Regions from separate parts of the Mus musculus genome. Here region 2 is linked to region 1. Evidence: chromatin contacts called from ENCODE Hi-C or POLR2A ChIA-PET data. All regions are on one chromosome and are shown on one strand. Each heading gives the region's core, a stretch centred on a gene start or an enhancer-like site at or near the end of the contact. The rest is flanking DNA. Distances are from core to core; before and after follow the strand shown. Region 1 holds the start of Srsf7 (serine and arginine-rich splicing factor 7). Region 2 holds the start of Sos1 (SOS Ras/Rac guanine nucleotide exchange factor 1).

What was found. Hi-C counts contacts between places; a loop is a spot of excess contacts on that map. ChIA-PET counts read pairs that join two places held with the same protein, here RNA polymerase II (POLR2A).
Region 2: a map of gastrocnemius shows a loop between it and region 1 (5-fold over the local background). The contact joins the promoter of Sos1 here to the promoter of Srsf7 in region 1. A Hi-C loop is called at or near these places in 3 of 37 maps with a recorded cell type or tissue (gastrocnemius, heart and left cerebral cortex). POLR2A ChIA-PET finds 5 or more read pairs at or near these places in 4 of 5 experiments (Patski and embryonic stem cell).

The regions. Positions count from the first base shown.
Region 1 is chr17:80,203,741-80,208,631 of GRCm38, forward strand. Srsf7 (serine and arginine-rich splicing factor 7) reads right to left here and starts at 3,565. Exons shown (of 8, transcript NM_146083.2): 1 at 3,435-3,565; 2 at 2,108-2,288; 3 at 1,522-1,698; 4 at 573-647; 5 at 382-492. The coding sequence starts at 3,462. It also overlaps a transcript of Gemin6 not described here.
Region 2 is chr17:80,477,203-80,481,781 of GRCm38, forward strand. Sos1 (SOS Ras/Rac guanine nucleotide exchange factor 1) reads right to left here and starts at 3,251. Exons shown (of 22, transcript NM_009231.2): 1 at 2,635-3,251. The coding sequence starts at 2,721.

The DNA.
Region 1 (4,891 bases), core at 2,315-4,814:
CTTCATGGAGATAGCATCCTATCTGGCTAAAATAATTTACTTTTAAAAAATCTGTTTTGAGATGGGGCATGTACCTTTTTTGTCCTCCAATCCCCAGGTCCAAGTTATTTAGTCTAAGTGCTAGGAGTACAGGTGTGCACACCCTAATATTGAAGCACCCCATTTGAATGAAGATACTTCACTGTGTCACCAAGACAAGACGATCCAGCCAGGATCCAGTGGTGGCGCTCACCTTCAATCCCAGTGATTAGGTGGCAGAGGCAAGTGGATGAGTTCAAGGCCAGCCTGGTCTACAGCCAGGGCTACACAGAGAAACTCTGTCTTGATAACTAAAGCTACGACAATCCATCTACTAGTAAGCAGGAAAAATGTGCTACATACTGGAAATACCTCGATCCTATTATAGAACCAGACCTAGATCTTCTGAGTGAAGCTGATCTTGATCTACGAAGAGACACAGACCTTGATCGGCGAGGAGATGCTGATCTTGACCTAAAATTTAAAGAAGTTCTTAAGCCCATCTGTCTTACTTTTTCCCACTTGTTAAAATTTGAATTTTACAAATTTCTCACCTCCGTCCTCGGCTCCTGCTGCGGGAGCGAGAGTATCGCCTTCCCCTGGATCGGGAATGGGATCTAGATCGTGACCTATTTTTTAAGTTAGAAAAATACAACATATTAGACGATAACTCAGTTTTAGTGTTTGTGTACCTCTGCTGAAATCAAATCTCAAGACTATTTAAAATTTAGTATCTCATTTGGAAAAACTCTGGGCCTATTAAATTTTTTTTTTTTACTAACCTAAAAAAAGATTTGTTAAAAGCTGAATTACAACTTAGAATTACAAAATATAAAACGCCATAATGTGTATTTAAAATAAACCTTGCAAGTTTGCAGGTCGACCCTCTTTGGCCCATGGTCTAGTAGTAGGTCTAGTAGATCTAGATGATCTAGAAGTATCTATAGCCGATCGCTGCATCTAGATGTTTTCTTCAATCTAACGACGATCAAACTGACAGCCAAAAGAGCCAGATGAGGCTTGATTGACGCAAGAAGATTTTTCTAGTTGGGAATGTGGTCAATCTGGTGTTCCTCTTTCTAAAGCGGAGGGGGCCCCAATTGTAAGCCAAATTTACTGTTACGGCGATCACCGACTCAAATTTTCTGCCCTTTAAAGAATAAGGTGAAGCTAGGTGTAGATGACTCGAGGGGATCTGGCCTCTTATGCTGATCACCTCAAGGTCTAGGAGGATCTTAATTGTCGGATTTGCAAGGCGCCTCAGCATGATATCATAAGGCTCGTGACATTCTGAATCAAGGCGACTGACTCAAACGAAGAAACCTGAAAGGTTTTGACCAGGTTGATTATTAATATAGTAACATTTTTAATTAAACAAAAATTGTAAAATACACCTGTACAATTAACATTCAAGTTTATAGAAAAACACTAGTTTCTGCCTTGCTAATAAAAGAATTACTTTGATTAACTAGAATACCAACCATTCCTTCATTAATTAAATACCTGCTTCTTCTTCGTCGGCTATAGCGATGACAGTCATAAGCATAATGTCCCTTTTCACCACACTCATAGCATCTATCATTAGGATCAAAGGGACGACGGGCAGGTGGCCTATCAAAACGAGATCTCCGAGGCATGCCTGTTGATAGTTCAACCCTCACTCGAGAACCACAAATCACTCTACAAAACATAAGAAAATGCTAATGTTAGAATACACATGTGACTTCTAGATTTAAAAATATCAACTGCTATGTATATAAAGAAAATATCTAATAAAAATTAATTTATTAAAAAAATGTCAACTGCTCATTCTCTCTACACGGTTAGTCTTTTGTTTACAAAACCCCGCCAATTCCACCTTTAGTCCTAAATCTTAAGTTATCCAGTGCCTGAAGGGTAAGGCATGTGAGAGGCTGACAGAATGAGGGCTCCAACCACCACCGGAGCTATATGGTGAGTTCCAGGTCAACATAGGCCAGAGACACTATCAAAAATAAGGTCCACCCCCAGAGAGTCTATGATTAGCACCGAGATTACTTATCCAGCCCGAGGGAATATTTTAAAGAAATTTGAAAAACAACCCACTTACTTCCCATCCAATCCTCGAACTGCATCCTCTGCATCTCTAGGGTCTTCAAATTCCACAAAGGCGAATCCTGGAGGATTTCTGGCAATCCACACAGTTCTTAAGGGCCCATAGTAACTGAATGCCCTTTCTAACTCTCCTTTACCAGCACCAGTTCCCAGGTTACCAACATATACCTTGGTTTCTGTTTAAAAAATGTAAACAGAACAAATGTTATTCAACGTGTGATAGGGAATTCATTTCTTTAAAACAGACCATCCTTAAAGAGCTGTGCAACGTACACGTTTTGTTTTGGAGACTCTGAGCCAGCTAAGTGATCTACTCGGAGCCACCCTACAACTATGTTAGCTATACATCGCTCAAACGACTCTCAGGCCTCAACCTCCCTGAGGCAGCTAGTGCACCACCAGGTCTGGCTCCCTTTATTTAGAGGTCTTCACCAAGTACTAAATCTTACAGCGTGAAAGACTGGAAAGCCAGACCTGCGACCAAGTTCTGGCGCTCTTATAGGAAGGAAACCCTGGGAGACTGCAGCGGGAGCATGGTAGACTTGAGGCGTGCGGGGTGGAGGTGGGGCCCGGCTCGGGCCCGCCCCGCCCCCCGAGTCCCCGCAGCCTCGGGCACAACAGCGCGCGGGCTCCGGCGGCCCGGCCTGCGGAGAGGTCTACAGCGAGGATCAGGGCCGAGCCAGTTCCCGGCTTCCACAGCAGGCGCAGGCTCACCCGAGTCCCCGCCCCAGAGCCAGAAGCCACGCTCGAAACGGCGAAGGAAAAAAAAAGAGAGAGAAAAAAAGCCGTCGCCGCTTGCAGCGGTCTTCCCCTCGCGCTACTCCTCATGCCGACCAATTGTTGGACGACGCGCAGCTCGCAGCTGCCGGTTTCGTTCCGTCTCCAGCCCAACCCGAATCTTAACGCCCATCATCACTCCCCGGCTCCAGTGGCGGGAAAGCGCTGAGGAAATGCGCCACCACGGTCATCAATGTGCTCAAAATGGCAGCCGCCGCCGCCGCCGAGGGCGGGGGGTGGGGTGGTGGAGGCGGGCGGCAGCGCGGAGAAATGGCCAACGCCACCACGGCGACCCCGCCAGGCTTCGGCCTGTCCAGGAGAGACCAAAAGGCGCCAAGCGCCCGGGCCCTAAGCGGCACACATGCCCTCCAGTCCCGCTCGCCCTCCTCCTCCCCGCCCCCGCGGCCTCGGGCTTCGTACAGCGTGCGCAGGAGCCGCCATTACGCACGCGGAATAACCGTCTCTAACCGCCGCGCCGCCCCTGCGGCCCCGCTCTGCTCGGTCGGCGGGCAGCACCGTCCTCCCCTGGGGCCCTGGCCGCTTACCTCCTCCATACCGCCCGTAGCGTGACATGATGGCCGGCCCGTGTACTCGGCTCTAGCTTGGAATGCTCACAGCGCGAGTAGCACGGAAGCGGCTGCGCAACCTCCTCTGCCTGCAATCCCGGCGGCACTACAAGGAAGAGGCCGGAGTCGCGCTTATATAGGCGGCGGGCGGGGATTCTTTTTTTCTGCGCATGCGTTGTGTCAACGTTCTGCGCGGCACAAAGAAGCTGGGCGGAAACAGCCTAGAGGCGGGGCGGAGGGAACTTAGAGCGAGACTCTGCGAGCGGAGCGGAGGGATACGTTTCCATGGGAACGCCGGGATCTTGCCCATAAACCTGTGGCCTTCCGGCGGTCTCCTGCTCCCTCCCCTCCCCTTCCCCTTTCCTGAACCCTGTGGGTCCTCCTAACCTCTCCCAACCCTTTTACCTCTTCATTTTAATCTAGGAACTGACAGCGACCGTAACCTAAGTACAGGTACACTAGACCGTTCTGTGAAAGTCCGTAAAATTTAACCGCTGCTGTCCCGGTCGCCACCTTTGGGGTACCTGGCCTAGTCTGTGTTCAGTGATCTTTAAGGCTCAACAGAGGTAATTAAACTAAGACCAGTGTGAAAATAACCCTTACTCCACAGTTATGTCTAATGGTTATTGCATCACGGGCCTCAAAAGGGATGACTTCCCCCGGGGAGTCTGCATAATACCTCTCCTTTTTGCACTGAGTCACTAATTTGTTAGTTTGATCTGAGTACTTGGGGGTTTGCTGAAACAAAGGGATAGGGTTGTGGAGAAGGGGTTCTGGCAATGTTAAAGTTGTGGCAAAACTGTAAAAGTTTGCAAGCATACTGAGCCGAGACAATTCTTGCATCTGAAGCACAAATTTATTTTTCCCTTCTAGTGCTTTGGATTTTTTAAAAGTTGTGTGTGAATTTTTACTTAAAACCTTACAGCTCAGCCACTCAATACGTATCAGTCTCCCTGAGTTGCTTAAAATCTGCCTTTGAATTCTGCATTTGCCAAAATTCAACTCTAAAAAGAGAGCTAAGTTCTTTTTTTTTTAAGATTTATTTATTTATTATATGTGAGTACACTGTAGCTGACTTCAGACACTCCAGAAGAGGGAGTCAGATCTCATTACCGGTGGTTGTGAGCCACCATATGGTTGCAGGGATTTGAACTCATCATTTGAACTCAGGGATGACCTTAGGAAGAGCAGTCAGTGTTCTTACCCACTGAGCCATCTCACCAGCCCAAGTTCTTTTTATCAACCAGCAAAAAACAAACAAACCAAAAAAAACAAAAAACAAAAAACAAAAAACATTACATCGTAACTACTTGGAATACTCAAGGGTTGGAAATTTTACACATAAAAGAGGAAGTTCCTAGGTACGTGTATTTCATCTCCGTTTTCATTTGCTGTGTGTGGATTCAGGTGTGGAGTGCTTTCTCTAAAGGAGTCCT
Region 2 (4,579 bases), core at 2,001-4,500, 270 kb after region 1:
GAAAAACCAAAACCAAAAGAACAAAAACAAACAAACAAACAAACAAACAAAACAACCAAAATGAGTGCTAACAGGTGTAAGGCCTAGCACCTGTGTACAACAAGTCCAATAGGGTAGCTAATGTGAATATGGACAAGTAAATTAGGACTTAAAATTCACTGTTGAGTTAGGATGGGCCACTAGGTTGAGAAAAATCTCTGGGGTTGAATAGTATTAGACCAGAGAAAATGCACAGGCTATCCAAAAAGCCTCAGGTATGAAAACACACAGTCGGGCACTACGCAAGTAGTTTAAAGTCTGAAGAGCTCAAGATAAGGAGACACCCACACAGAATGTCCAAGGACACAAAATGTCCAAGGACACATCTACACACATACCATAATTCAAGTTTTCAGCTACAAGAGCATATTCAGGCCGGGTGTGGTGGCGCACGCCTTTAATCCCAGCACTCGGGAGGCAGAGGCAGGTGGATTTCTGAGTTGGAGGCCAGCCTGGTGTACAAAGTGAGTTCCAGGACAGCCAGAGCTATACAGAGAAACCCTGTCTCGGGAAAAAAAAAAAAAAACAAAAGAGCATATTCAGAATATGAGAAATATATCCAACCTTGTCTTGGGTGTCTTAAGAGCATTGCAGGTGGAAATGTAAATGAGGGAAAGAACCTCACACATTAGGGAGACTCTGTAAACTCCCTCTTCATATCACTTCTACAGGGAGGTCTCTGCTTCAAATGGAAAACCAACCAACCATGAAGCGATAGAACACAAGCAACACTGATGAACTGGAGACAAAACCCTTTCCAAAGAAAGCAGTCACTCAAAACTCTAGCAGTTGATGGTGAAAATGTATGGCCAGTCCATCTATAATTCAAAACAAACAAACCTCAGAGTTTATGTGATAGTTCTCATTTTAAGAAACTGGTGACTGCCGGGAGGTTGGTGGCGCACGCCTTTAATCCCAGCACTTGGGAGGCAGAGGCAGGCGTATTTCAGAGTTCGAGGCCAGCCTGGCCTACAGAGTGAGTTCCAGGACAGCCAGGGCTATGCAGAGAAACCCTGTCTCGAAAAAAAGAAACTGGTGACTAATTACATACATTGAAAAACAAAACAAAATCCACAATGCCAGCCACACAAAATAGATTTCAGCAAGGACCACCCAAGTGGCAAGTTAGAGTAGTCTGCCAACTTCTACAATGCTCTGTCTACCATTCTAAAGGAGCCTCGAGTGTTATTTTGGAGGTTTCCTTAGAATAGGAGCTATTGCTTTTAAGCCATATACCTCAAACTGGTTCTATGAGAGCTTTTGTACATATAAATCAATTTTTTGTCTTCATCCTGTCCTGTCAAAATACCAAACTTCTAGCATCATGAGGCATTCTTCTCCAATTCTCCAAGCTAAGCAGGCAATTGTGCAGGTAAAGCCAATGTAGAAATGGACTGAAGTCTCATGGAGTCATTAAGGATGCACAACAAGGTGGTCTCTTTGATTTTCTTAGAAAACATACAGAGGTTTGTAAGTAGGGAGACACTTGAGGATAAAGCGCAGGAACCTAAGTCTGAAAGATAAAAGCAAAGTCTTCCAACAAAGCCAACAGTTTCCACATAACATACCAAGAGGGGAAGGGGAGAACAGGGCAGACGAGAAACTGAAAGGTACTGGCCTCTGGGAGTATGAAATACCTTTCAAGACTTTCTGGTAAAATAGAAAGGCTCTGCATAATGGCACAGTAAACGCCAGGTACTCAGTAGTAACAAAACTGCATTTTAGCAAAGATAGCACGAAAATCATCTGAGCAACAAGAAATGGGAGATTAAATTGTAAAACAATTTCTACAGGTAAGGCAAATGAAAACAAAAACCAATCTGGTTGTTTTAAAATCCATTCAAGCACACCTGTTTCAGATGTCTTAGTACAGTATTTACTATGTCACTAAGTGTTGCTGTAGAAGCTGTTAAAATGTAGCAACATTCACGAATAACTTTAACCACTGGCAAACAAAAATCCAAAATGCCTAACCAAAGGACAGACAGTTGCTTTAGAAGCTTTTAAAATGTAGCAACATTTCCAAATAAAAAGATGCAAAACACCAAACCAAATGACGTTCAAAGATTCTCAGACACTTCAAAAGAACCAATCTGAATACAGTGGCATGTGCATCACCGCTGTAATGGGGGAGGGGGTCAAGAAAACGGGGAGTTATGACTGAGGACGAGCACAGCCGAGCAGGCCATGTTCTTGCTGGCAGGCAACCTCGCAATTACTTAGGCAAGCACTGTGGCCAAGGCACTTTCGAGCCAGTGAGAGTACCGGACTCCTAAAACGAGAGGTTGACCGCAGTTCGGAAGATCGAGAAGGTAGGCAATGGCCTTCGTTGACCTCCACGGAAAACCGAGGCTCCTCCAACCCCCGCCTCCGCGCTTGGATGATCCAGACCAACCCTCCCCGACTGTGTGCGGCCTTCCCACGCACCCCGGGCGAGTGTCAACAGCTGGAGCAGCGGACGCGGGGAACCTCGCAGCCCGAGCAGACCTCCCCGAGATCCGAGACCGGGAAGAAAGACGACAGTGGCGCCCCGCCTCCCCACCCTCGCCCAGCCCCGCGCGGACTGCGGCCGGGAAGCGGGTTCCGCGCCCCTACCTTTTTCAGCGCAGGCACCAGCAGCCCCCGCCACTTGGGCGCGTTCTCCTCGCTGAAAAACTCGTAAGGCAGCTGCTGCGCCTGCATGGTGCCCGCGGGGCGCCTCGGGGCGGGCGGAGGGGCGGCGGCTCGCGGCGCGGAGAAGGGCCACAGCCCGTGCACGGCCCGGCCCCCTCGGGGCGCCGCGCGGCCCGGCTAGCGCTGGCGAGGAGTCTGGGGGGCGAGGCCCGCGGCCGGACACCCACCCGACACGCGCGCCGCTCGCCGAGAGCCAACGCAACCCGGCGGCGGCGGCGGCGGCATCCCGCACCACCGCCCCGGGGCAGGCCCCCCGCTCCGCCCCGGGCCGCCCTCCGCCGGGGCTGCGCTCCCCGGCACGGCCTGGCCCGCCGAGAGACGGCGCGTGGATGGACGCTCCGGCCGGTGGCGCCCGCTCGCCAGCGGGGAACTCAAGCGAGAGGCCCAGAACGGGACGAAGCGGGAGCAGGGGTCGGTGGGGAACGGGGAGGGCCCGAGGTCGCTGCCGGGGAATCCGGCCGCTTGGCCGTCGCCGCCGCTGCTGCTACCGCTGCCGCTGCCGCCGCCGGTGTAGCGCCGGAGCTTCCTACTAGCAAACTGAACCTGCTCGCAACTGAGCATGCGCCGCTGGCCCGGGCCGGTTCGCTCCGGGTTTTCCGGCTGCCCGCGGATGAGGAGGGGTGCGCGCCAGAGGCTGGGGAGGGCACTCGCAGAGGCGGGGCTGAAGGACCCTGAAGGCGAACCCGCGACCCGAGAACCTGGGTGTGGGGGCCTGCGAGCAGGCGAAGCGCCCCTTTTGTGTGGTCCCACAGCCCGGGAGCCCATCCAGCTCTAGGAGATCCTAGGCCCTGTGTTTCAGAAAAGGGGTGTGTGTACTTTGTTCCCAGCACGAAGATAAGGAGTGCCCCGAGCATGCACTGTATACTAAACAGATTGCACAAAAGATAGATCCCTCTCACAAAAACAAAACAAAACAAAACAAAAAAAAAAAAAAAACAAAAGGCCCGACTGCTCAGTGTTTGTCTAGTGGGAGGAGAGATTGCCTGTTTCCATCTGCCTTTCCATGCCATGAGGACGTAACGCATACGTGTAGTATTTATTGATCATGTGTCTATTCAAACCCACAAGCTTTTATTTATGGATTTAGTCCATCCTGCTTGGGATCTTTCATAGCTTCAACTGGATAATTAGCTTCTGGAAGGGAGGGATTTCCCCCCAGCCCTCACCTCGCCTTGGTACAGGACCCAGGATAGAGATATGAAAATCACAGAATGCTATAAAAGCAGTATCTATGAATTGTCCGTCCATCCTAAGGATGGACTTGCTTCCTGTAGTGGCACTGTGCAACGCTGTGGCACATGTGCTCTATCATTGAACGCTTTCTTAGTAAAACGTCTTAGTTTTCAGTTTTCATTTCATAGATGAGAAGACAGTTGGAAGAACCATGCTGTTTTGTAGTACAATAAACAAGATCTCACAGATGAAAAATGTTTGAAACCACCATCTTTTAGACTACCTCTTAGGATCTGAATGAAATCTACAAGCCTTTCCTTTTATAATACATGTACAGATTTGCATCTTAAAAAAAAAGAAGTCCCCCTCATTTTGAACGTGTTCAGTAATAGTTTGAAGTCCATCCATTAACCATCAGAGTAGTAAGACAACAGCAGACCTGCTGGTGGGAGGGCTCAGCCAGGAAAGAGCAGGTGCAGCCAAGACTGGGAACCCAAGTTCTGTCTTAGATACCCAAACGCTGGGAGCAGAAAAACTGACTCCCAGAAGTTCGTCTGATCTCTACACATGGCCAATGGCAGGTGCACCACACACAAGATAAATATAATTTTTTAAAGAGAAAGGCAGAGGAATTATAGCTTAGGAAGGACTTAGAAAAGGAATTTCAGAGAACAACTGATATATCAGTTATTTT